Regions from separate parts of the Mus musculus genome. Here regions 2, 3, 4, 5 and 6 are each linked to region 1. Evidence: chromatin loops called from intact Hi-C (ENCODE). Cell type or tissue: heart. All regions are shown on one strand.

Region 1 (5,000 bases):
TAAGGGTGTGGCCCCTAGTAGGCCACCCATGCTGCAGTATGTGGCCCCAAGCCCACAAGTAAATAGAAGTATGGATTGGATTTGATGGGTTACTAAAACATGGCCGGGCATGGTTGCACACCTTTAATCCCAGCACTCAGGAGACAGAGGCAGGTGAATCTTTGAGTTCCAGGCCAGCCTGGTCTAGAGAGTAGGCCCAGGACAGCCAGGGCTACATTGAGAGACCCTGTCTCAAAACAAACAAACAAACAAACAAAAAACCAAAAAACAAAAAACCCCAAAAACATGAAATTGGGAGGGGTGGATCTGGGAAGAGTTATAAAGAAAACAAGGTAAATATGATCAATTATATGGAATGAAATTCTCAAAGAACTAGTTACGTATATTTATAAAACTCCAACAACAACAAAAAAACAAAGCAAGACAGCAACTAGTTCAGAGTAATGGTACCCTAGGAGTTAGACAGGACAGATCAGTGTAGAATCTTGTAACAGCCTGATTTTAGGTTCAAATGCTGTGTCTAAATGTAAAGCACATGACTGACAGTTAGTGCTAGCATGAGCAGACGGTAATTTACCCCAGCATGTGTAGGCTAGTCTATGGGAGCTCAGCCTTCCCCATCAGAGCCTTAACCACTCCTGATGAGACACAGGGAAAGTGGGTTAGGGTTTCTCTCTGACCGGGGTATTTTTGGGGGACCACCTAGCATGCCAATGGAAATGTCTCTTTTAAGGAGTGAATGTTTGCATCCCTCTCTTCATCACTGCAGGTCAAACCTTCATCTCTCATGGCATAGATTCTTCATCTGTCTTGTGAGGCTGTGGCAGAGTACATGAGGCTAGAGAATTTATCAATTTAGGAATGTCCTTCTCAACCATTCAGGAGGAGCCCAAGAACAAGCAGTTTCTGCCTGACAGAGTCTTTGCCCAGCAGAGGTGATGACACAGAGAAGTCAGGAAGAGAAGAAAAGAGGGCTCTGACCCATCCTCTTGTTAGACGACTCCTATGATACTTGATGGCCTCTGGAACTCCAAGCTTTTCTGAACTCTGCCAGTCTGTGGCATTTTGTTACAGAAAGCCAGACCGACTATAATGCCCCTCACTCAGCTCCCGAAAATCGACTCTAGAATCAGCTCCTCCAACTGACGGTGGCTGTTGAGTTTAATTTGTGTATGTTCTCCAAGTAGCCCAGGTTGGCTTAGAACTCATGATCCTTTCTGCCTTAGCTTCCTGAGCTGGGTTTGGGGATCCAGCACAAGCTGGTTTGGGTTTTCTTCATGTGTGGTGTAACAATCATTGTCTGTGTAAGAGTTTACTCGGACACAAGCAGTCTGCTCTTACTTTCATCCCCAAACTCGCAAATCTACATTTAACCAGAGAAAATAGCCACTCAGCAGGACTTCCTGTATCCAGGGGCGGGGGCGCTCCACGCGGTCCATCTTCTCAGCTGCGCATTGGCTGAGTCAGCTCCCTACAGTCAGTCCCTGGGCTTCTTTCCAAGTTTCCTTTACTGCAAGTAGCAGAGACGAACTTTTTTTTTTTTTCATACTGACTGCTTTTCTCTAGCTTTAGGAATCTTCGAAGTTTCCCGGTCAAAGAGTTCAAACTGTCTTTGGCTTTTACAACTAAGGGCAAAAGCCACAACTACATGTGTGGCGATGCCCCGTGCCTACCCCCAAAGTGCCGTGGAGCTTGAATTACTCCGGCCCCACCAGTACAAGGTCTTGTCGTTTCTCTTTATTCAAACTAGCTTGTGTAGCAGGCCTTAATTTACTACTTCTTTCTCTGCAGTACTGTCCGTGCTGTGACTCAGAAATCGCTTGATTTGCTGTGTTTCCAGTCAGAGAGCTCTTCCACTAAAGAGTCTCAACACTCACCCCTCAGCTCGTTCCTATTGTCTAACGTGAAGTTTGTTGAGGGGTTAGTATGGTTACACTGCAGGAGATTTACCTGGACAAATTGTGAAGAAGAAGAAAATAGCTAAGCAGGAAGGCTAAGAAGCAGTCCTTCCCCCTTCAGGCACGCTCCCGGAAAGGTGGTGTTCAACGCAGGCCATCTAGTGGATCCTCCTGGGAAAAGTGCCCAGGGGGAGTCAAGAAAACCATTTCCCAGTGCAGAAGGATGGAGCCCAGCTCAGAGACTGGAGTTCTCACTGGAGGAAGAGCTGCAGTTGCCCCTACTCCTGGGGACAGGCTATCCCTTCCCTCTTCCTGGCGTGGGTGTGTGGGAACCGGCACGAATGAAGCCAGTCGTGCGGTTACTAAGCTGCTGGGAGTTGGGGCCTTAACTTTGACTTAGCATGAATTCTGGCCCAGAACCTCGCCCTGCCCCCCACCTCTCCTCAGCGAGGGCCCCACATTACAGGATGTTATTCATCCGACGTCTGTTAGCTGCGGCCCCAGTGTGCCAGGCAGAAAGACTGAGTCAGATTCTGGAGGGAAGAGATTTTGCCAGGAAGACCTGGGCGTGGCTCAGGTAGGTGGAATCTGAGGTCGCAAGGGCATGAGAAATATAAAATCAGGGATGTTTTCACGAGATCAGTAGGATTTGGCTTTCCACACCCACTATTCCTTATATTTAAACAAAACAAAACACGCTTAGGCAGTTAAAAAAAAAAAAAAAAAAACACTTTAAGAAATATACACTGGCCGGGCAGTGGTGGCGCACACCTTTAATCCCAGCACTGGGGAGGCAGAAGCAGGCAGATTTCTGAGTTCGAGGCCAGCCGGGTCTACAGAGTGAGTTCCAGGACAACCAGGGCTATACAGAGAAACCCTGTCTTGAAAAACCAAAAAAAAAAAAAAAAAAAAGAAAAGAAAAGAAAAAAAAGAAAAAAGAAAAGGAATGTATACTGTATGAAACTGCCGGTATGTAATGTGTATGTGACATGTAATTATATAATATTCAATCTAATGTAGTGCCATATATAGCAGATATATAAAGTGGAACTAACAATGAAACAAATATGGAATAAACAAGAAGTGTGTGTTTTCTGTGCACATGTGTGGTCCACTCCTGAGCAGCTGCCAGTGTGTGATTTAGTTCCTGGAGGTGGACTCTGAGGCAGACTTAGAAGATGAGAGCATTTTTTCGGTGGGAGCTTTGAGGAATGAGCAGCATGAACTTCAGATGGAGCCCTCACCGTTATCCCTAAGGACGCCTCTGTCGTAACAGTCTTCTCTCTGAGTCTGCAGGGAGGCCCTCACAGCCAGGACCCCTGTTCCTTTACAGGGTCCCTTAGAGAGCATAGCATCATGTTTGCATAGAACCAGCCTGCATCCTTCTGATGCTTCATACATCCCTAGATGCCTTAGATTCTTGGTACCTGGGAACACCATGCCCTGGGGAAGCAGGGCAAGAGGAGATTCCTGCATCTCCAGTCCTGAAGTCCTTTCCAGAGATGTTTGTTCCATAGTTGTCGAAACTGTCTGTGTGGAAAATCCAGACGTGGATGTTTGATGGTTAAGACCAGTTCTAGTTGTATTCCTCATAATTAGAAGGACAGAGAGGAGAGGAGAGAGAGCGAGTAAGAAGAAGGGAGACAGGGAAAGGAAGGGAGACTTAATTCACTCCAGATACCTGGCTCCCTAGTAGTATTTTTTTTTTTTTTTTGACTTGACCACAGGGTGAACCCAGGGGCTGTGAATCATAAGACTTGCTCCACGAACACTCTGTTCCAAGCCCCTGAACTCTGAGAACTTTTCATGTTGTGTTCAGATCTTCAGGCAACTCGGTATTTCTCTGTGCTTGCCAGCCTTGAAAGGAAGGCGTGTGCTTATCTGTAGTGGGGGGGGGGGGGGCGGGGGGGATGTTTAAATGCAGAAGCAGGCCCTTAAGGCCTGGTTCAGTGACTAGCAGCTTCATTCTGTTTAGAGTTCCTGGACCAGTGATGTGCCCTTCTTCCTGACAGCGTGCATTTAACAACCCCCATTGTACAGGACTGCCAGCTATCTGGCCATGTGCCACTCACACTGCCCAGGAGACACGGGTGCTCACTGTTGGTAGACTCAGCACCCAGGAATGCAGATAGTTGTAGAAGGAAGGTACAAATGAGCACCGTCCCCAAAGAAACTCCATCCTGTGTGAGTGGCTTCAGAGCCTTCGCCTTTCAACATGTGTGCTCAGAGGTAACTTACAGCTGAACCCCACACAGCAAAGTCTGGGTTATAGCAACTTTGCTGAGAGCCAACCCATTCTGGGAGGGGACTGAGCTGTCTCTGAGGTCAAGCTGCTCAGGCACAGCAAACATTCCTTCTTGCAATTTTTTTTTCTGTCTTCCCCTTCCCTGCCACTTGTGACTAACAGTCAGCACACACCACAAAACCATCCTAGCTGGGGGTCACTCTGGCTGTGGTGACCCACTTTATCCTGAACACTCAAAAGTACCAAGTCTGCTGTGGGCCTTGGACTCCCTCCCATCTGGCCTCTCACCTGCCTCAGGTTCTCTGTGTCAGTCAGAAAAGGAAAGGCCCTGTGTCAGGAAAATGCTACCCCCCAGGCCTTGGTGACTTGATACAGGAATTGTTTCCGTCTTCCTGGTGCTATGTGTTCAGTTCGTGTGAGGGGGGAATTTCTACCATGAGGTAGGAACCTAAGTAGATGAGCCTCCTAGCCCAAACCACCATGGTCACAGTGACACAGGGAGGAGACAACATGGAAAACTACACAGATTCCCACAACTTCTGCTCAAGTTTCAACAGCCCCAGCGAACTTTGCAGCCATGCCTGACTACCATGGGCACAGAAAAGGACATTCCTACCATCTACCAGACGGACAGAGACTAAAATATTCAAGGATGATTTTTTAAAACTATTAGACTAGGCTGGTGAGATGGCTCAGCGATTAAGAGCACTGACTGCTCTTCTGAAGGTCTGGAGCTCAAATCCCAGCAACCACATGGTGGCTCACAACCATCCGTAAAGAGATCTGATGCCCTCTTCTGGAGTGTCTGAAGACAGCTACAGGTTATTTACATATAATAAATAATTTAAATTTAAAAA
Region 2 (5,000 bases), 75 kb after region 1:
CATACAAGTACACATACACACAAAACACATACAAAAAAAATATTACACACCCTCAAAAGTTAGAGTGCTAGAACTGACCCTGGCAGTGTGTGAGTGACCACCGAAAACCGGAAGTGCCATGAGCTGTCAGGAGGTTGTGCTGACTCCATGCACACAGCACAGGCCGGGTGAAAAGCCTGGCTACTGTCACTGTCACGCCAGAGCTGTGACAAGATTGTCCCTAGAGAACCGATCCCCTGGGTCTCTCAGGCTGATTGTTTGTGAAGGCCCAACAGAGGAGCTAACACTCATTGCCTTCCTAGGTGGTCTTTCTTGCTGATGAATACTGCAACTACTGTCGAGACATTTTACAGAATGTGAGGAACCAAGAACTGGAGAAGGTAGGCTTTTATCTATGAAATACAGGCACTTATGACCGGCTGTCAACCACTTAACTTGATAGGACCCCTCCAGGGACAGCAAGAGCTAGCCCATTGCATCAAACAGCTCATCCAGCTGGTCTGGTCACCGGTGAGTTCTGGAAAGTGGTCTTGTCTCGGCTTAGTCATTTGGAAATTCTCAGAGGTTCTGATATGGGTGTCACGATGCTTGAAGAGCAGATTCAGCTCTGCCTGAGTAGAGTGTAGGTAGTAATACCGACCTCTTCCCCAGTAATGCCTGCCACATCATATCAAGACATGCCATGGCAAAGGAAAGGGACTCTGAGGCAGGTGATCGATCCGGCACGGATGGGTGTTGCGGATTTTATTGTAGAACTGGTGACTGCTCAGTGACACACCACCTACCTATAGTGACCACCTACCTATAGTGACCACGTACCTATAGTGACCACCTACCTATAGTGACCACCTACCTATAGGGTGACGCTCTGAGGTCTCCCCATTACACAAGGAGGGGTGTAAACTGAATGTGGGAAACACATTTTTAAATTAGAGTTTATCTAGCCTATTGTGAGCCTGACTCGCGTGCGGTCAGAGGACAGTGTTCAGGACTCAGCTCTGTCCTGCCAGCCTGTGGGAATCAGGGATGGAACTCAAGAACCCATGCTTGGCAGGACACACTGAGCCATCCGACTGCCTGGACTTTACTCCTCTATGTATGAGATAAGAATCCAGAGAAGCAAGAGCACATTCAAATGGGAGCTTTCCTGATGCTTCCGGTATCTAAGCATTTCAGCTTTGAGCGGCAAGGCTCTCAGCGTGAGCACACGCGCCGTGGAGCCGGAGTGAAGCATGGCAGAGTGGGAGACACCAGTGTGCCCCTCTCTGTCTCTGCAGCATCGTGATGCCAAGCCTCTCACAGCTTCCTTCCACTCAGCAGATACTTGCTTAAATCATGTCCCGTGACAGCTCTGTTTCTGGGACTAGGAAGTCATTTTCCACAAGGCTTGAGGAATGTGTAATTTGGTAATGAGGGGAACAACGTTACACAGTAAGGCTGACGAGTCCTGCCCCTGTCCGTTAGTCACCCCTTCTCGACTGATGTGTGTCAGCAACTGTTAACTCCCACAGAATACCCGAGATAAGAAACTTAAAACGCAGGGATACTGGCTTTAATTTATGGTCTGGGGAATTTTGGCCCATGTCTTCTTGGCACTGCCCTCCAGTTTGCATCTGTGAAGAGGCAGGGAGCAAGCATCAGAACAGCCTGTTCCTCCTGGGCGAGACACTGAGAAAGAGGAAGAGCCGGAGGTCTCACCATCCTCTGAAAGCTCACAGCCCCAGTGGCCGGGATGCTGCCTACTAGGCCTAACTCCCAAATGTGCCACCACCTCCGATTAGCACACCAGCCAAGGACCACACCTTTAAGCAGTGGGCCATGGGGAAACACTCTAGATTCAAACTATAACAATTATTATAAACAAAATGCCTAGGGAGGGCTTCTTTATAAAGAGAAAAGTTTATTTTGGGTCACAGTTTTAAAGGTTGAAGGTCTAAGGATGATAGCTTTCTTGTTGGCAGCCTAGAGCAACACAGGAGCTCGTGTGCGTGTGCATGTGCGTCTGTCCATCTGTCTGTCTCGCCTTCTTATGGAGTCATGAGCATCCAGTCATCAGGCCTCTACCTCGATGGCCTTCTGTAATGCAAGGCAGTTCAGTCCAGGCAGTCACAGGATCAGGTAGAGGGAACACACTGGAGAAACACTTGTGTTTCTTACTCACTAATGAGCAGGAGCAGGGAGCTTGGAACATGGGTAGCCAACCAGGCTATGAGTGGACAGCTTTCCTGAATCTACTTGGACAAGTCTGTCAGTGTTCCTGACACAGATCCCAAGTCATGGTCCTCCTGGTGGCTCTCACTACCTGGCCAGGAATCACTTCTGGCCTGGGGTTCCTGGATACCTTAGAATGTCCCTGCCCATGGAAATCCCACAGGACAGGAGCCTTATGCTAGAGAAATGGCTCAGTGGTTAAGAGCACTAGCTGCTTTTGTGGAAGACCTGAGTCCACTTCCCAGCACCAGCACGGTGGCTCACAGCTGTAACTCCTGCTCTGGGGGCTCTGAGGCCTTCTTCTGACTCTGTAGGCATGCACACACGCGAGCACATACAGAATTAATAATAAACCTTTAAAGGAGGTGGGTGGTCTTTATCAGCTGGCAGCTGCCAATCTAATTCAAAAATTGGAATCTGGAAACAGGCAAATAAAACAGAAAAAGAAGGAACCTGACTTTTGGCCCCTTGATGTGTCCCCTACTTGATCTCTGAGAGGGGCTCATGTGGCTTCACAATTGGTGCTGAGGAGTTAGGCACGAGGAGCAATACTCTTACTTTTTTCTTTTTTTTTTTTTTTAAGCTGGAAAAAGAGCAAAGTGATCAGTCAGCCAGCCAGTCAGTCAGTAAGCTTTTCTTCTCAACCCTTGATAAAGCCCCTGTAGCCTTCATCTTATGGTAATCAACCAGGGCCCTCTGGTGGCCAGAAACAGCTTTCCCTGTAGGAAACACCCTCAAGGAAGTAGGTTTCCTAGTGGAGGGCCAAGGCAGAGTGATCTGCTATGGTTGCTAAAAAGAGGTGTTTCCTCTGGAGAGATGGTCCAGAGGTTAAGAGTGGTGACTACTCTTCCAGAAGACTCAGGTTCAATTCCAAGCACCCACATGGTGGCTCACCACTGTCTATAACTCCAGTTCCAGGAGATCTGACATCTCATACAAACATAAGTGCAGGCAAAACACCAGCGCCCACCAAGTAAGAAGAGTAGTTTCCAAACACAGCCTGTGAAGCTGATATCATAACTTTGCATGCGCTGGTGTGAGGCCTTGCCATGGCCTGTGGGGTCACTGACTATGAAGGGCTGAGGCCCACAAGGCACAGCCTGGGTTGCTGATGATATGTTCTGTCACATTAGGTGGAGGATTTAATCACATCCTTCTGGAAATCTCGGCAGCAAGACACAGTCATGCTCATGTCTCTGCCCGACGTGCGCCAGCTCTTAGGATGCTATGACATGCAGCTGTATAAGGTGGGTGGACCCTTGACTCCCCTGGGCATCCCTTCCAGAAACAAATGCCAGTACTCAGGTGAGAACAACACCCCCAATATACACCAACACAGAATAGCACCCCCAATACACACTAGCCCAGAACAGCACCTCCAATATATACCAGCCCAGAACAGCATACCCCAATACACACCAGCCCAGAACAGCACCTCCAATACACAACAGCACAATACACAACAGCACAATACACAACAGCACAATACACAACAGCACAATACACAACACCGCAATACACAACAGCACAGAACATACCCCATAAACATACCAGTCCAGATCAGCATATCCCAATACATATGCCAGCCCAGAGCAGCACCCCCTAGTACATACTAACCCAGAACAGCACACCCCAATATACATACCATACCAGAACAGCACCTCCAAAACCCACCAGCCCAGAACAGCACTTCCAATACCCACCAGCCCAGAACAGCACCTCCAAAACCCACCAGCCCAGAACAGCACCCCCAATACACACCAGCCCAGAACAGCACCTCCAATACACACCAGCCCAGAACAGCACACCACAATACACACAAACCTGTGTACAATGGACAGGGCCTTTTACCTTTTGCTCTTTTAAATTTCCTCAAACACAGAATATAATGATCCATGATTCAGATTTTAGCCCATTTTATTTTCTGAACATTTCAACCAAAGATGTGTGTGCGCTCTCTCTCTCTCTCTCTCTCTCTCTCTCTCTCTCTCTCTCTCTCTCTCTCTCTCTCTCTCTGTGTGTCTCTCTCTCTCTCTGCATATATATAATTTCTTGGAAACAGGACCCCTTGATGTAATCAAAGCTGGCTTTGAACTTACAATCCTCCTGCCTCAGTCTCTGGAGTACTGGGATTATAGGTGTTCCCAGGCCAGTCTTTTAAAAAGGCATTTTCAGGGGGCTGGAGAGAAGACTCAGAGGCTAGGAGCACTGGCTGCTCTTCCAAAGGACTCAGGATCGATTCCCAGCACCCACACGGCGGTTCACAACCTTCTGTAGTTCTAGTTCCAGGGAATCTATGCCCGCTTCTGAGTCTCCTCAGGCACTGCACACATGCATTCAGGCTAACACTAATACACATAAAACAAATAACATCCAGAAAAGATGTTTCAGAATGCAGAGCCATGGCTGATCACTCTGAAGCAGCGCCACTGCCAGGCTGGCTCTGCTCAGGAACGCCGGTCTCTGGAGCACTTAGGAGGTCAGGTGGACATCGGTTCTGAGGTCTTTGTTCATCAAGAGTCCCACTGGTTCGGACTTAGGGAGCTCATGCTTCTAGTTTGTCACCACAGACGTAGAATAAAAGGGCTGACTGACGCGGCTCCTAATGTTGGTCCTGACCCTCTGCGTTCGCCAGAGTGGGCGTGGTGCTGTTGCTTGCTCTGTTTTGGCTCTGGGTTTTGTTTGCTTACTTTAATGGAATCAGGGCCTACACTGAGGGTATGCCCCAGTGGCATATGCACAAGGCCTTGGGTTCCATCCACAGAATGTGGGGTGGGAGTGGGGGAGAT
Region 3 (5,000 bases), 220 kb before region 1:
GGGACACAGTACTCGCGGTGGACACCCACTTCTGCACAGTAACTGATTCTTAACTGTCAGGACCGTTTCAGTCTTTCGGCAACTATTTCTTCACAACTCTGTACGAGGCAGCATACAGTGTCTGGACACACCTTCCTTAGCAGGCCAGGAGAAACGCCGAGAGTGTTTTCCTTATTTTTTTCTACACTTCTATCACAACTCCAATCAAAGATCAATTTTATGACTGATCGATCTACTGAATTAACCCAAGGAAAAACAAACTCAAATCTTCACAGAAAACCCCGTAAATAAAAGGCAGCATCTCCATTTGTAAACTCAAAATAAATAGAATTTCAAAGATGAGGGACCCCTTTCAGTCAGTATTCTTCAAATGCAAAGAAAAAAGAGCTCTTATTAATTTCAGATGTTGCACATGAATAGGCTGCAGACCCAGGGCACTCCAAAAGGGAAACTGGTTACTGAGAGACCCCTGGGCACCTGCAGCCGCCCCGATGGTGGGTTTCTCATCCAATCACTCAGCCATGCCTGGTTCTGCCCAGTGTCCTTGGGTTCTTACAGGCAATCACTTTATACAGAACAAATGAGCTCAGAAGGAAGGAAGATACTCACGGGGGGCCCCTTCAGCCATCTCGATGGCTGTGATGCCACAGGACCAGAGGTCACTCTGCAAAAACAAAAGAGAATGTTCCAGATGCCTAGTTGTATTTCTGGACAGTCATACAAATGGAATAAAAGCATCCTTCAGGTAAAAAACAAAAACAAAAACAAAACAAATCTTGCTAGGACATTATTATCTCTCCAGCCCTAGGGATTAGATCGCTTTTATTTACTTAAGCATGATATTATTCTGATAATGGTGAAAAGTGTTTCAATTTTTATGTATGTATTAAGGAGTAGAAAAATGAGTCTGTAATACATATTTAAATAATTCAAATTAAAAGAAAATCTTGGTGTAGCAATGATTTAAATTAATTCTCACTAATGGATATTGACAACAAATACTGAAATACACCAGGAACAGTTAAACTATGAACTCAATTTTAACACTACTAACAGGTACAACAATCACTAAAGCAGAAGTTTTGTTTTTATTGACAAATAAAACAGTAGTACAGTCAAGCTGAATCAGATAATGAAATATGAGTTTTATGCCTGGATAAAAAGGTGCACTATGGTTTCAAGTCCCTAGAGGTCACTCTATAATCACTTCAATTTATTTGTTTAAGAGAAGTTACAGTTTACACAAAAATGCCCGGCAAGGGGGTGGGTGTTCTTACTCTGTAGTCGTAAGTGGCGTCTGGGTTCTCATCACAGGCGATGACCTCTGGAGCCATCCAGTAGGGTGTGCCTATGAACGTATTTCTCCGTCCAACCGTCCTGTCCAGCTGAGCGCTTACACCAAAATCAACTACGGAACAAAAAGCAAGAAGAAGTGAAGCGCAATGAACAAAGAAGAAGAAAGTCTATGAGGAACCGCCACAGGCAGCTTGGTTCTGTCAGCTGCAAGCCATTCTGGGAGGCAGCACTGGGAAGGACTGCACCCTTCCCCCTCCACTCTCAGAACAGAAATGTTAAAACTGCATTGCAAGAGCCTGGGTCAGTCCAGAAGAGCCAGGAGGCCAGCCTGGCCTGCTGAGGGATGGGCAGAGGGATTACTGCAGGGCTGGGCGGCTAACACACAGCACTGTACTAAATAAAGAGACTCACAAATGCAGAGTGGGCAGTGAGACCATTCAGTAGATGAAGAGACTTAGAGGAACCCACTGTACAACTGAGGATGTGAGGTCAGTCCATAGAGCGTACATGAAGATGGATCAGACTTCACAGTTGTTCCCTGACATTACGTGTTCTGGCACTTGCAGCCACACACACACACACACACACACACACACACACACACACACACGTGTAGACAGACAGACAGACAGACAGACAGACAGACAGACACACACACACACACACGTACGTGTAGACAGACAGACAGACAGACAGACACACATGGCCTCAGGATGTGAGTTGCCCTTTCAGAGTGACTTCTACTTTCCATGAATTGAATGATGATGTTGGCTAGAAGAAAGCCATGGATGGAGGGAGGCAGGGTCAGCAGAAAGCACACACTGGGTGTACGAACATCAGCACATGCCACCATCATCACAGCCCACAAGCCACATGAGCCCAGCAGAAGGGCACGAAGCTCACACTAATGGTCTACAAAACACTAGACAATAGGCAGGGGTCACACACTCCACTTCTGTGTCCAGAACAAGTTCAGGAAACAGTTGGCTTCCTTGTTGATTGTTCCTCAACACACAGAGGACAAATCCAGGACCAAAAGCCTGATTGAGCTTTCCAGCACCTCGGCCAGGAAAGACTGAGGGTATAATTCTCGTGGCATGAGGTCAGGGCATGGAAACACCAGAGCAAGGACAACATGAGTGTCCCAGCTTAGCCCCAAGAGACTTTCCACATGGGCAGAGCACTGCAGATAACCAGGCAGCAGAGGCACTGCAGAAGGGTGCAGTGAGTTGGGCATTAAGGAGCAGCCTTCTATGGCTCAGACTTTTGGAAGAAAAGAAGAGCAGCAGACTGCTGGGTGTCCGAAGGGAAAACAACATGACCCTTTAACAGAAAAAGTTAATGCTGGTTGTATTTAAAATGTAAGAGCATAAAAATAAAATGGGGTCAAGTTCAGGTGTAGCTCAGGGAGACAGAGAACATGTCTGAGTCATTAGAAAGCTGGCAATGCCGCCCATGAGGCACCCGCTGAATACCCACACCAACACTGAAGACAATGTCCAGGCACCACATGAAAATACACCAGGGACCAAAGCAATCCCGGCTGCTGTGCTCCCAGAATATTCTAGTAAAGGGGACTATTTTCTTCTATTTGAAAAGTGCCATATGATATCAATAGAATTATAATTTTTATAATTATCAACAGCACTATAGGAGGAAAGCACAGGTCCAAGGCAGATCAGAAGGCCAGAGAGACCCCTAAAGATAGGAAAAACTGTACCAGTGACAATGAGGACATCGATTCCCAATTGAGAACAGGATATGCAAAGGTCCTGGGGCAAGGTCCGAGAAGTAATGAAAAACAACGTTGTGCCAGCAGTGAGTGCACATGAAAGCAGCTCTGCTAACTTTTTATGACTTTATTCTTTATTCTATTACTAAAAATAACCATATAATTTCCATATTGTAACATGGGGCATAGGGTAGAAGTGAAGAGCTGAGATGATGGGGCAGGAAAGTAGTAGCGGTCAGACCCCACACTTCTTATAAGGCAAGGCAGGAAGTCTGAACCTTCTTGAAATAGAACAGTAAGTCACTGAGGGTGCCTGTCTCTTTCTGTGTACTTGTCTCTGTGTCTGTGTGCCTGTCTCTCTATCTTTCTATCTGTCTCTCTGTGTACCCATCTCTCTGCACCCCCCTACACACTCCTCCCTATCTCTCTTGTTCTCCCCTCTCTCACTCATCCCCCTTCTAACGTCATACCCCAGGCTGGCTTCAAACTCACAATGTTTTTCCTTCATCCTTCCATCCTGTACTGCACTATGCCAGGCACCACTGTGCTTACATAACGAAGTCTGACTTTTAACTTAGTGTAGGGCAGAAAAGGCACCTCAGTCATGAGTTCCTGAGTTTGGGCCTCATCAACCACACCCCACCCTCCCACCCCAAGTTCAAACAAAAACTTTTCAAACTCTGTTTGGCTGCTATATCTAGGCAGAGTAGACTACCGAAGCATGAAGCGGAGGCTGGGGCTGGCTAAACAGTAAGCCAGTCCTCTCATCCTTCAGGGGAGAAGAAACAGCAAAGTTACCAAAGGGGCACAGCAAGCCACCCGCTGGCACCAGGACGGTGCATCAGGCACACACCGGCCGGCCACCTACCAAGTTTCACCTCAGCATTCTCGGTCAGCAGCACATTTTGGCCCTTGATATCTCGGTGAATAACGTGGTGAATATGGAGATGTGCCAATCCCTGAAAAGAAAAGCAGATTTGAGTCTCAGTTCTCTGTCCCTGTAAATAGACAGCCAGGAGCACCCTTTTATAATAAGGTGCACACGTGGGCCAAGTTTTTGTAAATCCGCATTTAGAACATAAAATTTACCCTTGGCACATTCCCAGAAGACACCGCCAGCCTTGCCACACATACAGAGAGCAGTGAGCTGGACTTTCTTTCCCTCTGGGATGATCACAACCACTTTAAGCTGTGCCTATGACACAGCTTTAGATTGCCATCTGAGGTTTTTCTGCTATAATTTGTGCTATTTGTGTTCAGGACGGCTCCTTTCCCACACCAAAAGTCTATCTTACAGTGGGTGACTGAATTTATTTGAGCTAGACTCGTCCCAGGGGAACAGCAAAGAATTAGAGGGGGCCTTAAAATCCAGCTCTTAAAATGCAGGCTTGTCTTCCCACTACAGAGGAACAAACTGTCACGTGCTGATATATCTCACTCCTGTTCAAGTGTAAAATAATTCTGTCACCAGAACAGCCTCATGTAGGAATAAAGTCTTTCTTCCCTAGGCAAACAAGCACTCTTGGCACACACACTTTGGAAGCCCTGTATCCAGAATGAGTCCAGTCGCATCTCTCAGGAAGGAGGTTGTAGGAAAACACACGCATCCACCTGTGATGTAAACGCAGCGAGGCAGCAGCCACACAACTCATTCACGAGACGCTGCACTCCACAGCGCGGCTTCTTAAGACATAGCAAGCCATTGATTCTGAAGTGCCTCCCTCGGCACTGAAAGAAAGGGTGGGTTACTTGTCAGGGGTTTGATTTTCCTATTAAAAATAAATAAGGGCTGGGGGCTGCAGTGGTGGAGGCAGCTAGAGTCTTTACCGTGTAGCCCAGCCCAGCTTTAAACTTGAAAGCCTCCTGTCTCGGGTGCCAGAGCTCCGGGCGCACAGGCCCATGTTCTCAGGCCCAACATCTACGATTAACGGCAACAGCCCTAGATCACTTTTTCTTCCAGCACAGTGGGTTC
Region 4 (5,000 bases), 110 kb before region 1:
AGCTTTTAGGAAATACGAGAGTACACATCAAAAATAAGAGCGCTCATGTTTTAAAACTGTCAATGAGCTCAGCGGTCTGTAAACTCCAAAGGGAATTTTAATCGGATATTTAGCGGAAGTTGGCAAACCGACTCCAAATGCATCGGGGAAGATAGAAGTATGAAGAACCGACAGAAATACTGAAAAAGCGAGGATAAAGAGAGGAGAATTGCTCTGCCAGATTGTGAAACAAACCGCCAGACTACCACAGAGCGGGGTGATTGCCGCGCGGGAGAGATTCTCAGAGAAGCTCCATCTACACCCTGGGATTTATTTCGTCACCCAAGTGGCGTTTCAAATTAGTGTGAGAAGTGGTAGGACATTTGCTGTCCACTGGGAAAACACAGATCACTGCCTTGCATCACAGGAAAGGCAATTGATTTCAGGTCTAATTAGAGAAAGTTCCAAATAGAGACTGCTGAACTCGGGATAAGCAGGGTTGCTGGCTGGGAACCAGATTTCCCGTTCAATGCCCCAGGCCGGCTGTGAGTGGGAGCGCTAACCCCTAGGGACCTCCCTGCCTTGGTGTGAGAACCTGCAGGAAGACTGAAGTGTTCTGAGGTGTGTTTTTTAGTCCGTATGCTCCTTCCAAGTCCTGTTTCATCAGCTTGGAGATGCCCAAGGCCCCCAAAACCAGATCCTCCTGCGATTTAATGCTATTTCTGAGCTGGTACTGGTGCCAGAGAGCAGATGGGGAGGTCAGAGGACAACTTCAGGGAGCTGGTTTTGTCTTTCCACAGTGTGGGGCTTGAGCTCAGGCTCAGTTCACCATGTTTAGCAGCCGTGGACTTTAGGGAGTGATGTGTATTCCATTCGAACCTGTGCTGCCCAAAAGACCTTTTCACGACATCGGAATTATTCCCTGTCTTCACTGTCCAGTTCAGTAACCACAGGTGTGGGAGTGTTAACACTTAAACTGGGCCTGGCACGACAGGAGCCAAATGTGCCACATGTGACTGCCAACGGATGTCTGTGAGGCCATCAGCCTCAGCCCCTGGGCCAGGGCCAGGTAGGACCTCGTGGAAGTCCCACAGTGTAGAGCTGGACTAGAACCAGGGCAGTCTTCAGAGAAGCTAGTCTAGCTTCTTACTGATTCCAGACCCAGCTACAAACTTAGTAGCTTAAAACAGTTCCAAAGAATTATCTCACACTTCCGGAATTCAGGAGGCCAAATTGATCTTAATGTAGGAGGAGGAAATTGAAGCATTCACGAGGCTGGCTCCTTGGGGACTTAGGTTCAGAGGCAGAGGTGAGCAAGAGGGATGGTATTTTGTACAACCTGCGCACTATCTTCCTGACACTAGAGAGGTAGTGACTGTCTTTTGAGTTGTAAAGTTCTACAAACAGAGCAAAGTTTAAAGAAGATTAGCCTGGCCGGGCTGTGTGTGAGTAGGTGGAGATGGGGGAGGGGTGCTGGAGAGCAGGGAAACTAGTGAATAAACAGAAGCATGGGATGTTTTGTTTCAGAGGGAACAGGCAAAGAAAGTGTCTGGCAGAAAACACCTTGTCAAGCAGAGAATGTCCTCAAAACATCACCAATGGTGCTAAACAAAACATGACCACAGTGGCTTAAATCGTTTCAGAAAGAAACATAATTTCTGATTTTATTGGTTTATGTACTCGAGGAATTTGTGTAATTGAAGGGTCTGTCCAATGACTTTATTAATGCCTAGCTCTGTTACCCAGGAGTGCATGTTTCTCTGAAATACACTGCATACGGGAGACACTGAAACCTTTCCACTTGCATCAGGTCATTTTCTAAGCTCAGCCAATGACTCTATCTGAAGGAGTATGGTGGCCCAGGTATTTGAATGAACACAGATAAGATGTAAGGCTCAGGGGCCATCCTTCCAACAGCCTGGGTTTTTAGCACAGGAAGTTGTGTTGTTTATCATCTGCCCTTCACCTTGAAGAGAAAGAGAGAAACAAGCCCGGCTCTTACTTACCAGATGGCCCTCTCTCTGTGGCTTGGGTGCCATCTGGAATTGGTTTTGATAAATCCAAACACTAGAGCTACATTATCTTTCTAGCTAAATATATCAGGTAGTTCATTAGCCTGGCAACCTCTGCCTTGCTTTCACTAGCTAAACAAGATAGGACTGGAGACGGAGTGTGGGTTTTGTTCACCAGGAAGCCACTGAAGAGAAATCACTCTGCCTTCAGTGACCTCTAGAATGATTTCAAAGATCCAGAGGCCAGCTGAGTCCCTGAAGGGGTGTAGACACTGCCCTGGGGACCTGTGGATAGCGGCATCTGGCAGGATGCGGGCGGGGCTTGGCTGTGTTTCTGATCCTGGGTTATTACTCAAAGCACTCCAGTCTCCGGACACCTAAAGACTAAAGGCAGCCAGAAACTTTCCTCCTTCTCTTTAGAGGATTCTCATCTTTGCATTTGTGCACATACATAAAAAGGTAAAAGTAAAATCATTTTCCAAGCTTGGAACAAAACCCCAGGCCTGCCTCACCCAGCCTTTCCACGGCTCGCTTTCAAATGTGTTCCCAGCTCCGCTGCTTCTTTGGATTTTTTTCTTGTCTCCCTATTTTGGTTGTGTGTGTGTGTGTGTGTGTGTGTGTGTGTGTGTGTGTGTACATTCAGGTCCATGTGTATGTGTGTGTGTGTGTACACATTCAGGTCCGCGCGTGTGTGTGTATGTGTGTGTGTGTGTGTGTGTGTGTGTGTGTGTGTGTGTACATTCAGGTCCATGTGTATGTGTGTGTGTGTGTGTACACATTCAGGTCCGTGTGTGTGTGTGTGTGTGTGTGTGTGTGTGTGTGTGTGTGTGTGTGCACATTCAGGTCCATGTGTACACTTATGTGTGGTATGTGGTGTGAGTATGTGTGTGTCTATGTGTGTGTGTATAGGGCAGAGGTAATTGAAAGGCCCCTTCCGTTTTATCTCGCACTTTGACTTTGGAGAGAATATGGAAGAGAGCCTTGCTCACTGAGCAGGAAGCTCAGCCATTCGGACAGCCTGGCCGGCCAGTGAGCTCTAGAGATCCATCTGTCTTTTTCTGCGCCTCCTGTGGCACAGACCAAAGAGTCCAGCTCCTCCCTGGGTGCTACTAAGGCTCTGACCTGCTTAGTAGAGAGCACTTTCCCAACTCAGCCATCTCCCTGGCCCTGCATCTCCATTCTTTTTAAAACAAATGTTAAAGTTTGTATATGTGCACACAGACAGCCTGGTCTCCAGTCGAGCAAAGGTCTGGAACCCCGGGGACCTGTGAGTGGTGATTTCCATCAACATGGGACAGAAGGTGTTAGATTATGTCTCCTGGACCCCTGGTTCCTGTTGAAGTTACTACCCCCACAGCCCCCGCAAGAGAGGTGTGTGACTATCAGTCACATAGATAAAGCCCCAAGCTTCTGGCATTCTGGCTAGACTCCACCCCCACAGTTATCTGACTATAGCCAAGTATGCTCCTCCCCACAGTTACCTGGTAGCCCAGCCCACTATAAAAGGGGCTGCTTGGCCCCTCCTCGCTCTCTCTAAGCTCTTACTTTGCTTACTATCATCTCTAGTCTTCCTTCTCTCTCTCTCTCTGTCTCTCTCTTCCCCCCCTCTCTCCACGTGGCATGGCCAGTCTCTCTCCCTCTTTTTACCTTCTCTCTTTCTCCCTGCCTTTCTACAATAAGGCTCTAAAACCATAGACTGTCTCTGCTGATCAAGGCCCACTGTGCTTGAACGATGAGATAGGCTTTCCCCTAAAGACCTACATCTAACTTCTCCCCAGAAGGCCTTCCTGCACTCCAGCCACAGACCAAACCAAGGACTTTTATCTGCTTGGGAACCACCCAGCACCACCTCTCTCCCTGCCCTCTCTTCCCTTCAGCCCCGGGGCTGACTGAGCCGTCCCTGGGGCCCCCATTTTGTTCTCAGCTCTTCTGCGGTGTCCAGCGGCATCTGGGATCCCCGAGACTGAGAACCTGTTATCTCTAGCTTCCATGAGGCCTAGAGACCTAGAACTTGTCCACCCCCTTGGACTGGGTCCTGAGCTTCCCACAGCCAGACACCTACCCGGGGCCTCGTGGAAAGCCTATGGCAGTCCTCCTTCGTCCACCAGCCCAGAGCACGGGAACTCTGGCAGGACACAGGTTTTCTCCCACTCCCTTTATTCCCCCATGCCCAGCGCCCAACATAGGGGTGTTTTGCCTGAATGTATGTCTGTGTACCACATGTGTACAGTGCCCATAGAGGGCAGAAGATGCCTTGGAACTGGAGTTAGAGATGGTTGTGACCCACCATGTGGGTGCTGGGAATTGGATGCAGTAACTTTAAAGACTGAGCCTTGTCTCTAGCCTGCATGTGTCCAGACTTTTTAAAAACATACTTTTGGTACATATCTTTATGTTTCCATTTTACGTCGCCATTTGTTCAGAAGGAGAGAATCTGCTCTCACAGGTCACAGGCTCCCTCTCAGTGTGGTCCTCTCCATCACTCAACAGCAACAGTGAAGGTTTCCATGTCTATGGAAATGGTCCTTAATGCTCAGCTCTTCCCTGGGCCGTAGTTACTGCCTTTTCTTTATTCATTAAACCTTCATTGCCCTTCCTACAACAATAATATTTTGTTTGTTTTCTGGAAACAGGGTCTTACTTTGTACAGTCTGTAAGGCTGTCCCGGAGCTTAGTATGTAGCTCCAGCTCGAATTCACACCAGTCCTCTACTTCAGCCTCTCGAGTACAGGAATTTCAGGTGTGAGTTCCCACGCTTGACTCAATAATCTTTTGTGTTTAGATTTTTATGTGCCAATTGGTGATCTACCCTTATTCTTATAAATATCTCCAAATAGCAGTTTCTCCTTTCTTTGTTCACATAGTAAGTATTTATTAATAGTAAGTATTTATTAATATTGTTTTCCTTTGGAGAGACCCCTTCTTTAATAGTCTGTCCTTCTGTCTGTCATTCCCTGTCAACACAAGACAGACTTATCCTCGGCGTGGCCACCTCTTCTTCCCACTGAA
Region 5 (5,000 bases), 180 kb before region 1:
TGGGTCAAACACAAAGAGAGGGGCATCCGCTGTTCTCATGATGTACAGGCAGAAAGCTGGCACGCCTTTCTACTGAGCAGATGCTCACCTCATTGAGCATCCTCAGCAACAAAAGGAAACTCGACTCTCTATCCCTTACACACACACACACACACACACACACACACACACACACACACCACCTCACAGAACAAAACAAGGCGACAAACACCACCTCCCCAAGACCAGCAACACTGAGGGTATTGCTATACTCCACGTGCCCAGAAATGCAACAGCAGTGCAGAGCCACTGTTCCCCAGCTCTATGAATAAGGCTCACTAGGACAGCCACTTCACAGCACAGCCAAGTGAAGAGGAACTGTAGCACTGGCTGGGTTTACTTCCTGCCCCTAGGCAGTCAACTAGGAAAAAATGCTAACTGTCAGTTAAGATGTGTGTACATATGACTCAAAGCCCCAAAATGCTCACAATGCCAATATTTTCACTCCCAACAAAAATGGTGGGTTATATTTTAATATTCCTTTCTTACTGTACAGAACTAAGAGCAGGCACAGTCAAATCTTCAGTGACAGCTCATAATGAAAAGGCCAATGGCCAATGAGAAAGCAAAGGTGGATGTATGAATGCACAAGGTTCTGTCAAGTTCTCTCAGATAGTTCTCCTTCCTCAGAGAGTATCCCTCACAGTAGTAACTAACAGCTTATTAATAAAAACATCCTTAAAAGTACTTTAAGGGAAGTGGGCGATGTGGAAGAAACCGTGTTTACTGGCCACGAAGGTGGGAAACAAGGAAAGGATGAAATGCAGCCGACTTCCATTATCCCTTTTACCAAACTCAGAACTCAGATATGGCTAAGCCTTCCTGCTGCACAGCTACATGGCCAGCATTCCTGCAACAGGCAGTTCTTAATGCAAACACAAATGCCCGTATACACATTTTGTCCTGTGCAACACGGACCCCGATCCCAGAAGAAGCCAAACTCAGCTACTGACTGTAAGGATGAAGAATACACTAGGGACCAGAAGCCAGGTCTGGGAGACATGATGCCCTTCAGCTCCTCCAATAGTGTCCTAGGCCCACCCAACACTAGCTGTGCAGACTTTCCCTCCTGCAGAGTCCTAAAAATGGAAAATGGGAGGGTGGGAGACAAACAGTGAAGAAGACAGGACAGTCTTCTTGCCAGGCTGAAGCACTTACTTTTAGTCCCTAGTCCTGGCCATGTGAATTCAATCTTTATGACAGACAGAAAGCCTTTACTAGGAAACCTACAAGAAATCTTTTAGGAAATTTTAGGCCAGAATACAAGAATTTTTCACTCTACTTAAAAAATACATATATATCAAAACAAATTCCATTTTTAGAAAGCATTTGACAAAATCTTGTCACTTTGTTAATCAAGATTCACAAATCTAGCACAGGCAAATTCCTCATTAACTTTTCTAAGCTAATACAAGATGGGGGGGTGGGGGGGGGACTAGCTGTCCATACCCTCAACTACCTCAATAGGTTACTCTAAACAGATAAAAAAAAAAGTACATTTTACCCTGCTGCTCGCTCTTATGACAACACACAACTCGGTAGTTATTCTCTGTCAATGTCACTGTATTATGTGGCCTCTTCTGGGTTTCTTTCCAACCCTCTTGAAAATGAATAAAGTAAGAGGCTCTCCCTCTCTTCCCACCACTGAGCCGCTGCTGAATGCTGCTGAATGCGCAAACACGGTGCTGTTTTTAGCGCCAGCCAAATGCCAGCCTCATTCTCCCACAGCACCCTCCTCGGGCTCTAATTCACTCTGCTTAGTGCAAACGTAAATCAACAATTCTAGCTCCCACAGAAAAACAGGCGCATAACCCAGAACCTGAAAGTGATTTCTCACAAATACACCAGCACCCAGTCCCTGGATCTGAGCAGCAACAAGAAGACTTACTGTTAACAAATCCCTGCACAGACTCTCAGTCACAGAGAGAAAACAAAGACCATGCAGATAAATAGCCAACAACGAAAACCAGCAATGTTGTTCAGGGCTAGGCACTCATGCTAGAGCCTGGCTCCTCTCTTGCTAGGACCACCCCTCTGCATCTGTGACCCCTGAAAGTCCACGGGAAAACTCCAGCAGGAGACAAGATGTTTGCTGAAGAGCAAACCATGCAGATGATTTCATTCTTTAAGCCACAAGAATGAGGGGACTTTATAAAACCCACAACTGATTAATTCCAAAGCCGCAGGAGAACACCTGTGAGTGCCGGCAATGTCTACAGTGAATACTGTTTAAATAGATTATCTGTTAGACTTGGGGATATTTTTACCAGGTTAAACACGACTCAGTGGGCATTTGTGGACAAAATGGCTAAAAAGATAACTAAGCTAATAAAAATGGCTCACACACTTGCTGAAATCCCTACAACTGTGTTTCCTAGGTCAGAGCCTGATGAGGCCACTCAATAACTTCATTTCTTCTCAATAAAAATAGATACACACACATACATACACACACACACACACACACACACACACACACCGCTAAATTCTCCAGGGAATGCATTTCACATTTCGACAGCCTCCTCCAGGCAGCATAACGAAAATGTTTGTGTGCAAAATACCAAAACACACTCAAACACTTCTATTTCAAAGACCTCAGATCACAACTCTGCCACCGACTAGCTCAGTAAAAAGTCAAACAAGCTTCATAAACAGCCCTAAGCCTAAGTCTCATTACCTAAGAACAAGAAAATAATCTGAAGAATAAACTGAGACAGTGTAAGCAGAAGCAAGCTCTACAACTTGTAGCATGCACAGAACACACAGTAAACGCTATTGTTGCCACAGTCATTTATGATGCAGACAGAGCCAGTATTGTCCAATGCTCTGTGCCGCCCTTGGTGCCATGACTCTATCTGCACAAGGCTGCCAAGGCTCCCTGTAGGCAGAACCTGGCACCAGGAAAAGCAGGACAGGGGCACTTTGGCTGGCATGGTTTTATAGACAGACACAAGACAGGACCCAGCAGTGACAACACAGAATGTGACTGTAGTTGAACTTTTCAGTAGAGTTCAGTGGAATGCCCTTGAATTCTAAGCCAGCACCTTTCAGGGTGTACAGTCACAGACAGGAAATGCAAGTTTATAAAGTCTCCCATGTTCTCTTCAGCTCAATGGAAATACAACATCTCAAACAGATTACTGGCACACGAGAGCGCTGACACACGAGAGTGCACACCTCCATGAACCTTCCGGATCATCCTGTTTCTCTCCCTACTTCTTTACCGTGGCACTAACACCAAGGAGCTTCTGTCACAGGCATAAGCTTGTCAACTGAGATCTTGAGAAAATGGGTGGAGTATTAAATGAATCAGAACATGAGAAAATGCAGGTTAATAGGGGAGTGGCATCCTCTCTTCAGCCAAGAACGAACCAATGCAAAACTGAACCAATGAGGTAATGGCTCCTGTCAGATAGGCACATGAGTCACTGAATGAAGTGCTGGGCACCTGGAACACAGCTGAGAACCTCGCACCTGTGGCCCAGCCTGATCGGGGCTCCCCTCCCTGACTCACAGGCCAGACTTCCAACACTGCCTTCTTGTCCCTATTGCATGCCATCAGACTTCAACTTCATTATATTTCAATCCACTTTAAAACTCTGGAAGGAAGAAGGGATGGCTCCAAGGGAAAGCATAATAGGAGAATCAAAGAACTGAACAGAAACACCCCAAACACCAGAGAGCACTACTGGCTACCAGCTAGTAATGCTCACATGCTCAGCAGCAAGGTCACCACCACAGAGGGCGAGACTACTCACAGTTCAAATACAAAAACTGCCCAGAAAGCCGAGGAACCACAGCACACCTTACCCGGGATGCTGAGTACTGTGCTGGCCCCTACAGCTCTACACCGAGTCAAAATACAATGGAAAGCAGAGCTACTTAAGAATGTGAGTATGCATGACACCCAGGACTGGGATACAATGTCTGCTAAGTGTCTCCACTGAAGGCATTCACAGTGCAAAGACCCGGGTGTATGAAATGACATTTAAAGACACTCTCCCAGTCAGTTACAAATCTCTTCCTCACTCATCATCTAGCGTGTCCACCTCAACACTCAGTTCTTCACAACTGCACACCTACACAGGAACTGGAGATGCACGAAAACCCAGAGAGCCCAAGTAAAGCTCCGCACAGTTATAGCTTCTTGGAGCCAGACTTTGGCTACTTTGTGGGGTTTTTTCTTCCACCTTTCTCCATCCTTTCCACCCTTTTGACTCACTAACACTAGATGAGAGAGGAGGAGGAGGAGGAGGAGGAAGAAAAAGAAGAAGAAGAAACAAATAAGAGTAGAAAGAGATGACATCATCGTTAGACTACTTCCTGCCAACTAGGGGCATCAAGTCCCTTGGGTATTGATTGATCTTTGCAGTCAGGATAGCTAATTTCTTCTTGTTTCTTCTTTGTGCACAACTACTTAACAAACTATGGCCAACAACAACCACCCACACCACCTCTTGGGGCCCTAGTATTTACAAACCCTCTAAAAAGTCCCCAGAATTCCAAATGTCACACAGTCGCAGAAACTATAAGCTGGCTGGAAAAATCACACCCCTGCTAGAGCATGTGGCAAATCAGAGTCAGCTGCTGTGGACAATCTGAAGCAGCCTCACAGGCAACATCAGGGATTAAAACAAAAACACTTTATTTCTGTGTTTTTAAAAGAAATTAAAATTCTCATTATAGCTTCTAAATTCTGTTCCTCGTAGATGGCATTTAAGTCCTTAACAACCCTCCTGTGCCTGAATGAAACTATCATCTGCTTCAACACCTACTATGGAATTATCTGCTCTGTACCTGTTTACCTCACCGTACTGTCTGCTTTGTAAAGGCGAACAGAGGCCATTTATTTCTATAAATGGAAAGAGCAATACACTAACACTCACTAGGTACCCAATAAGCACGTGCTAAAGAAAAAGGACAAGAAGTGTCACAAGAGGCGCTTCATGAGGTCTAAGGCT
Region 6 (5,000 bases), 180 kb before region 1:
CCACTACCCACCTAAACACTCCTGGTGTGGCAAGCTCCAGGATCGACCAAAAACCTGTCTCAAAAACTAAGATGGGAAACAAACAACAGAAGATGCCTACTTCAGGCCTCCACATACACACCCACACAAACATATATAAGGAATACACACATACACATGCACAGACATATATAAGGAATACACACATATACATGCACATACACACCTACACATGCACATACACACCTACACAAGTATACATAATGAATGCACACATACATACACATACATACACATAGATAGTAAATGTGTGCACATGCACACACACATCAAGCCAAGTCTTTACAAAGAAGTGGAATGAGAAGGAACAGTAGGTGGCTGAAGCAGCATCCACCACTAGATGGGTGTGAGTTCGGACAACCTTCTCCTGTTGTACCATCCTGCCAGCCTGGGTATGTTTCCTCATTCTTTATTTCTAGTCTCCTGCTATCCCCAAGTTCAGAATCAAGAGTGATGAATATAAATTATATGGACACTTGAAGCTTCAGTAAGTCCCTCACCTCACAGCAAACTGCCCGGCTTCAGAGTGGGAGAGTAGTTTGCTTTGCTTTGCTTGATCATCAGAAGATGTCCTTCTGAGTCCACTCCAGACACTCCCACCTAGCCACTCTTCCAGGGTATTTAGCATGCTCTCAGCAGCTTTACCCTCTCAACTTTAGACTTTTCAAATGCCAAAAAAGCAGGGTATAGAGTTATGTGCAAAGCCCACTGAGCCTCTCCGGGATACTTCCTAAATTACTATGATACTGTTTTACACCCACAGTCTCAGGGTGTGGCTGCTCCTTTGAACACATGGAAAATACATTACAATTATGCCCAGCATATCAATGTGCTGAAGACATTCAAAGTGTGTCTGCTTCTCTGGGCCTAATGGCAAAGTTATTATCAATGGCTCCAAGTTTCTCAAGAAGTCTCCAAAGGGTTTCCTCACTAAAATCATTTTTAAAAAGTGGTGGAACAAGTGAGAGCAGTTTACCCCAAGCCTAGTGGATTATCTTTCACGGCTGTAAAGGGTAATCAAGCTGACTTCTTGTCCCAACACAGGCACAATTAGTACTGAGATAACGCAACAGCTAGTTGTGGCTGTTTGTTGATAACTCTGTGTGCCAGGCTGCTTCTCTAATCCCTATATAACTTAAGGGAGAAAAGCAGTCCTTTGGGAAAAGAAGAAATAAACAAGGCTGCCGGGCTCACCAAGCAGACTCCTCTCCAACCGAGCTGTTTTAATTTGCAGTCACATGCAGTACAGACCTTTCTAATTACAAGCTGAGAATACCTGCTCGCTCCTTTAAGGAAGTCTTTAATTATCCTAGCCCTGCAATGCCTGTTCCTTCCAGGGAGACCAGAATCATCACATCACATCACATCCTCGGACCCAACGAGATATAGACTTTTTGGGACCTAAGTGCGCAAAAACTACCCGAAACCAATCTGTCGGATTTGTTTCAACCTACACCCTCAGAGTCAACTCTTCCCTGGGATGCCAACTTCAAACTCTGTCTGGGGAAAAGGGCAGGAACCCAAAAATGTTTTGTTAACCTATGTAGTTGTGAATGGTCCTTTCAAGTAAAACCTTCTATTTCATAAAAACACTTTAGGCTAAAAGCCTCAAGTTTCTATGAAGAATTTGTGCCTCCACACTAGGAAGTGGGCAGGCCTTTTGTGTGGACAGTAACGCCACCTGGACAAGGCCTGGAAGCTCTCCCAGGCACCACCCACCCTGCACATGCCACCACACATGCCGACACACACATCCAAGACTCAGGCAAACTCTCTCTTCCCCAACACAAAGGACAGCACAGTGCTCTGTACTACTCAAAGGGCAAATCTACAAATCTAACATCTAAAATTCACTGAGTAAAAAATTACATTTTTAATGAACAAAATTTCATTAAATTATAAATCAAATTCAGCACCAAACAGCCAGCTCGTCTGTGCCCCTGGCACAGCAGTAGAGGGCATTGTAGTAGTTTTCTTCTTGGGAAAAAACAAAAACAAAACAAAACAAAACAACGGTAACCGCATCTGAGGTGGGGCTGACAGAACAGAAACAAAGGGTGACAGCATCTTTCCAACAAAATCGCCACGAAGCACTCACGTGGCCCTGCCGCATGGGGGCGCACTACACATCTGTGGAAGCGGATTACAGTGGCTGTGACTGGAGCCTGGATACACACTTGATCCCAATGGCCAATCAATGCTCCTCCTTCCCGCGAGCTGCACCAGTGAGGGCCGTGACTGACCTGACACAGGACTCTTTTCCTGTCACTTCTAGCAATGTGAGGAAGACTGCCTGTCATATGTAAAGCATCAAATACTCAGCAAAACTTTTGTCCACTAAGCTCTGCCACCAGGTTTGTGTTTCCGGTTTAGAGGCAGCAGCAGAGGAAGTGGGAAGTCCTTGCTCGTCGTTTTTGTTCATGCCCAGGTTAGCACTCCAGTAAAGATGCTTTACTCTTTGATACACACACATTCACTGTAAGCCAACATAAAACGAAAGCACAAAGGGACAGGGAGAGCAAGCAAGGAGCGAGCAGGAGGATGGGAGCGAGAGAGCGGGAGGGGAGAGCGGGGAGAGCGGGGAGTGCGGGGAGAGCGGGGAGTGCGGGGAGTGCGGGGAGAGCGGGGAGAGCGGGGAGTGCGGGGAGAGCGGGGAGTGCGGGGAGTGCGGGGAGTGCGGGGAGAGCGGGGAGAGCGGGGAGAGCGGGGAGAGCGGGGAGTGCGGGGAGAGCGGGGAGTGCGGGGAGTGCGGGGAGAGCGGGGAGTGCGGGGAGAGCGGGGAGTGCGGGGAGAGCGGGGAGAGCGGGGAGTGCGGGGAGAGCGGGGAGTGCGGGGAGAGCGGGGAGTGCGGGGAGAGCGGGGAGTGCGGGGAGTGCTGGGAGTGCGGCTCAGGAAACCAAGGAGACAAGAAGCAACTCAACCTAAAAAGCTTGGGGGAAACAACCTCATCCAAAGTGAATCGCTGAAGTCAGACAGTACCCGAGCTTACTCCAGGCTTTCAGTACAGAGCCCCATTGCCTTGGACAGCTACTCTGTCCTTCAATGTGAATGGCATCCTATCATCTACCACCGCATATTGAATCAATTGCTGACAGGCAGAGCTGCCTCGGAATGACAGTGAGCTCTTCAGGACTGCTAGACCAATACTCCTCCTTTCTCCAGTGTCCAGCACAGCAGCAGTAACAACTGCGACATTCAGCCTTGAGAGAGACACTTGGTGCTTAAGTTTACAACCCTGTTAGTCACTATGAATGGCTCTGTTTTTTTCAAATAAGGGTACTGAGAATCAGATAAATACATTTCATGGGGACCCATCGCTAATAATTGATAAAAGGAGACAAAGCAGGGTGGCCTGTCCCAAAACATAAGCCAACAATCCTGTTTCCAGTTTTGGGTTTTTTACTTAGAAAAAAAATCAAACTTTTGTTAAGGTGAATAGAATCACAATTTACACTAGAATTTAAAGCTGAGTAATTCCAGAGGGGAAGGAGACAAGGTAAAATGCCCTTGATCCAACTGAGCACGAACCAGGACTCCACAGAGTCTGGGATAGCCTTAAGGGAGAAAACAATCGCTTACAGTCCAGAATCATTAGTGTCCCCAGGGTTCTGAGGTCCCACAAAGTTTCCCCACTCTCCTGCCTTGAGTGAAGTAACGCTCCCCACCCCCAAAGCTCCGCCTCGCCACCTGCAGCAACAGGAGCAACAGTCGTGGGGATCCTTTTAGGGGTGAAGTGTATGGTTCAAGACAGGCCACAGACTTGCCTAGGTTGACTGCAATCTTTCCTGCTATGAGCAGCTACAGTGGAGTACTCCACTTCACAGACTACTGCAGACACCGGGTCAACGAGTGGTTTCAAATTGTGACTGTACTAGAGAAAGTAAATTCCTTATGGAGTAGTCTAGATTTATAGAGTAAGTGAGAGGCACAATACACTGTGGGAGAAAACATCAAGATGATAATAAATCACTGTAAAACCCCAAGCAGCACATGTCCCCCGGACGCCTTGACAGAACGTCCTGCTCTCCCAGGAGATGCAACACCTTCTGTTCTAGGCCTGTAACATGTTCAGGATGACCCTTCCCTCACATGTACTTTTGATGTGAAAGCCAGAGTCCATCCCAGCCATGAGGAGGGAGAAGAGCTTACCTACATGGTGACAGGTGGGACCCACTGTGATGGCCGGAGTTCCAACATCTACAGCTGAATCTCAAAGTTAAGAGGACAAAGATGGAACTGTCTCTAACTTAAGTAAACTGAGTTAATTTCTAGGGCTGAAAGTTTTATCACAGACTCTATGTATCCACTGTAGAAGACGTAAGTTTCCATCTTATTTAAGTAATCAGCCCTGCTCTATACAGCACCGAGTCCACTAGGAAAATAGCTGGCAGCCTCCAAGGAACATCCACTGCACTAAGAGCCCTGCTCTGGCAAGGTGTACAGACAGACAGGTAACGACCCTTGCTCCCACACCAACCGCCTGGTCTTGCTCCTTAGACCTCATGTGGTGCAAGTAAAGAATTCCTCAGAGTTGCTCACTGCGCTCCACTCCCTGTGTGGTGTACAAACACACAGGAAATGAATAAATGGGGGGAGGGGGGGGAGATGAACCAAACCACCTGCCCAGCGCACAACATGTGAACTATTAGAGAGATAATGTCTGCTGCTACCTACCCAGTGCCCACAGCCTACCCTCGGGGCTCAAGCAAAGCTCCAGGACAACCTGGGCTACATGGCAAGACCCCACAAGCAGGGCATTTGGAAGGTGATGTCAGGAAAAGGACCTTCCTTCTCCTTTGTATTTACTCCATACGTTATACAAAACTGCAGAAATGTCAGGTCAAGGAAAGTCTCAGGACTCCTGCATCAAGAATACACACACCCTCCACGTGGCATATGCCCTTATGACCACCGTTCCTTTGGGGCCACCCACACTGTAGCCTGACATCAACTAAATATCA

What was found. Peaks named below come from ENCODE experiments on the same cell type or tissue, not always from the same donor. Only the 100,000 strongest peaks of a DNase experiment are listed, where the experiment ranks them.
Region 2: a loop joins it to region 1, with 5 times the contacts of the local background. A loop is called at or near these places in 10 of 42 quality-filtered maps.
Region 3: it touches region 1 in a loop (4-fold over the local background); 12 of 42 quality-filtered maps call a loop at or near these places.
Region 4: a loop joins it to region 1, with 4 times the contacts of the local background. A loop is called at or near these places in 3 of 42 quality-filtered maps.
Region 5: a loop joins it to region 1, with 2.7 times the contacts of the local background. A loop is called at or near these places in 12 of 42 quality-filtered maps.
Region 6: a loop joins it to region 1, with 6 times the contacts of the local background. A loop is called at or near these places in 12 of 42 quality-filtered maps.

Annotation. Positions count from the first base shown.
Region 1 is chr1:39,758,636-39,763,635 of GRCm38, reverse strand. No RefSeq gene overlaps it. Among named protein-coding and RNA genes, the nearest start is that of Rfx8, 40 kb to the right of the region's middle. In heart, CTCF peaks have their summits at 1,412, 2,059 (motif pointing left) and 4,953 (motif pointing left); DNase peaks (open chromatin) are centred at 1,435, 2,165, 3,685, 3,945 and 1 weaker place; H3K4me3 peaks cover 811 bases; H3K27ac peaks cover 2,718 bases.
Region 2 is chr1:39,683,953-39,688,952 of GRCm38, reverse strand. Rfx8 (regulatory factor X 8) reads left to right here. Exons shown (of 15, transcript NM_001145660.1): 7 at 303-380; 8 at 3,345-3,458. Among named protein-coding and RNA genes, the nearest start is that of Rfx8, 35 kb to the left of the region's middle. In heart, a CTCF peak has its summit at 2,922 (motif pointing left); a DNase peak (open chromatin) is centred at 2,912; H3K27ac peaks cover 1,667 bases.
Region 3 is chr1:39,979,547-39,984,546 of GRCm38, reverse strand. It overlaps Map4k4 (mitogen-activated protein kinase kinase kinase kinase 4), which reads right to left. Exons shown (of 32, transcript NM_001252200.1): 6 at 3,897-3,987; 7 at 1,278-1,408; 8 at 610-664. Among named protein-coding and RNA genes, the nearest start is that of Map4k4, 81 kb to the right of the region's middle. In heart, a CTCF peak has its summit at 1,184; a DNase peak (open chromatin) is centred at 2,376.
Region 4 is chr1:39,865,399-39,870,398 of GRCm38, reverse strand. No RefSeq gene overlaps it. Among named protein-coding and RNA genes, the nearest start is that of Gm35600, 15 kb to the right of the region's middle. In heart, no CTCF peak of the experiment used is centred here; DNase peaks (open chromatin) are centred at 398, 1,148 and 2,268; H3K27ac peaks cover 3,003 bases.
Region 5 is chr1:39,939,896-39,944,895 of GRCm38, reverse strand. The region is part of intron 2 of Map4k4 (mitogen-activated protein kinase kinase kinase kinase 4); the gene reads right to left. Among named protein-coding and RNA genes, the nearest start is that of Map4k4, 41 kb to the right of the region's middle. In heart, no CTCF peak of the experiment used is centred here; DNase peaks (open chromatin) are centred at 262 and 2,925; H3K4me3 peaks cover 547 bases; H3K27ac peaks cover 1,454 bases.
Region 6 is chr1:39,933,889-39,938,888 of GRCm38, reverse strand. The region is part of intron 2 of Map4k4 (mitogen-activated protein kinase kinase kinase kinase 4); the gene reads right to left. Among named protein-coding and RNA genes, the nearest start is that of Map4k4, 35 kb to the right of the region's middle. In heart, a CTCF peak has its summit at 2,154; a DNase peak (open chromatin) is centred at 2,218; H3K4me3 peaks cover 1,352 bases; H3K27ac peaks cover 515 bases.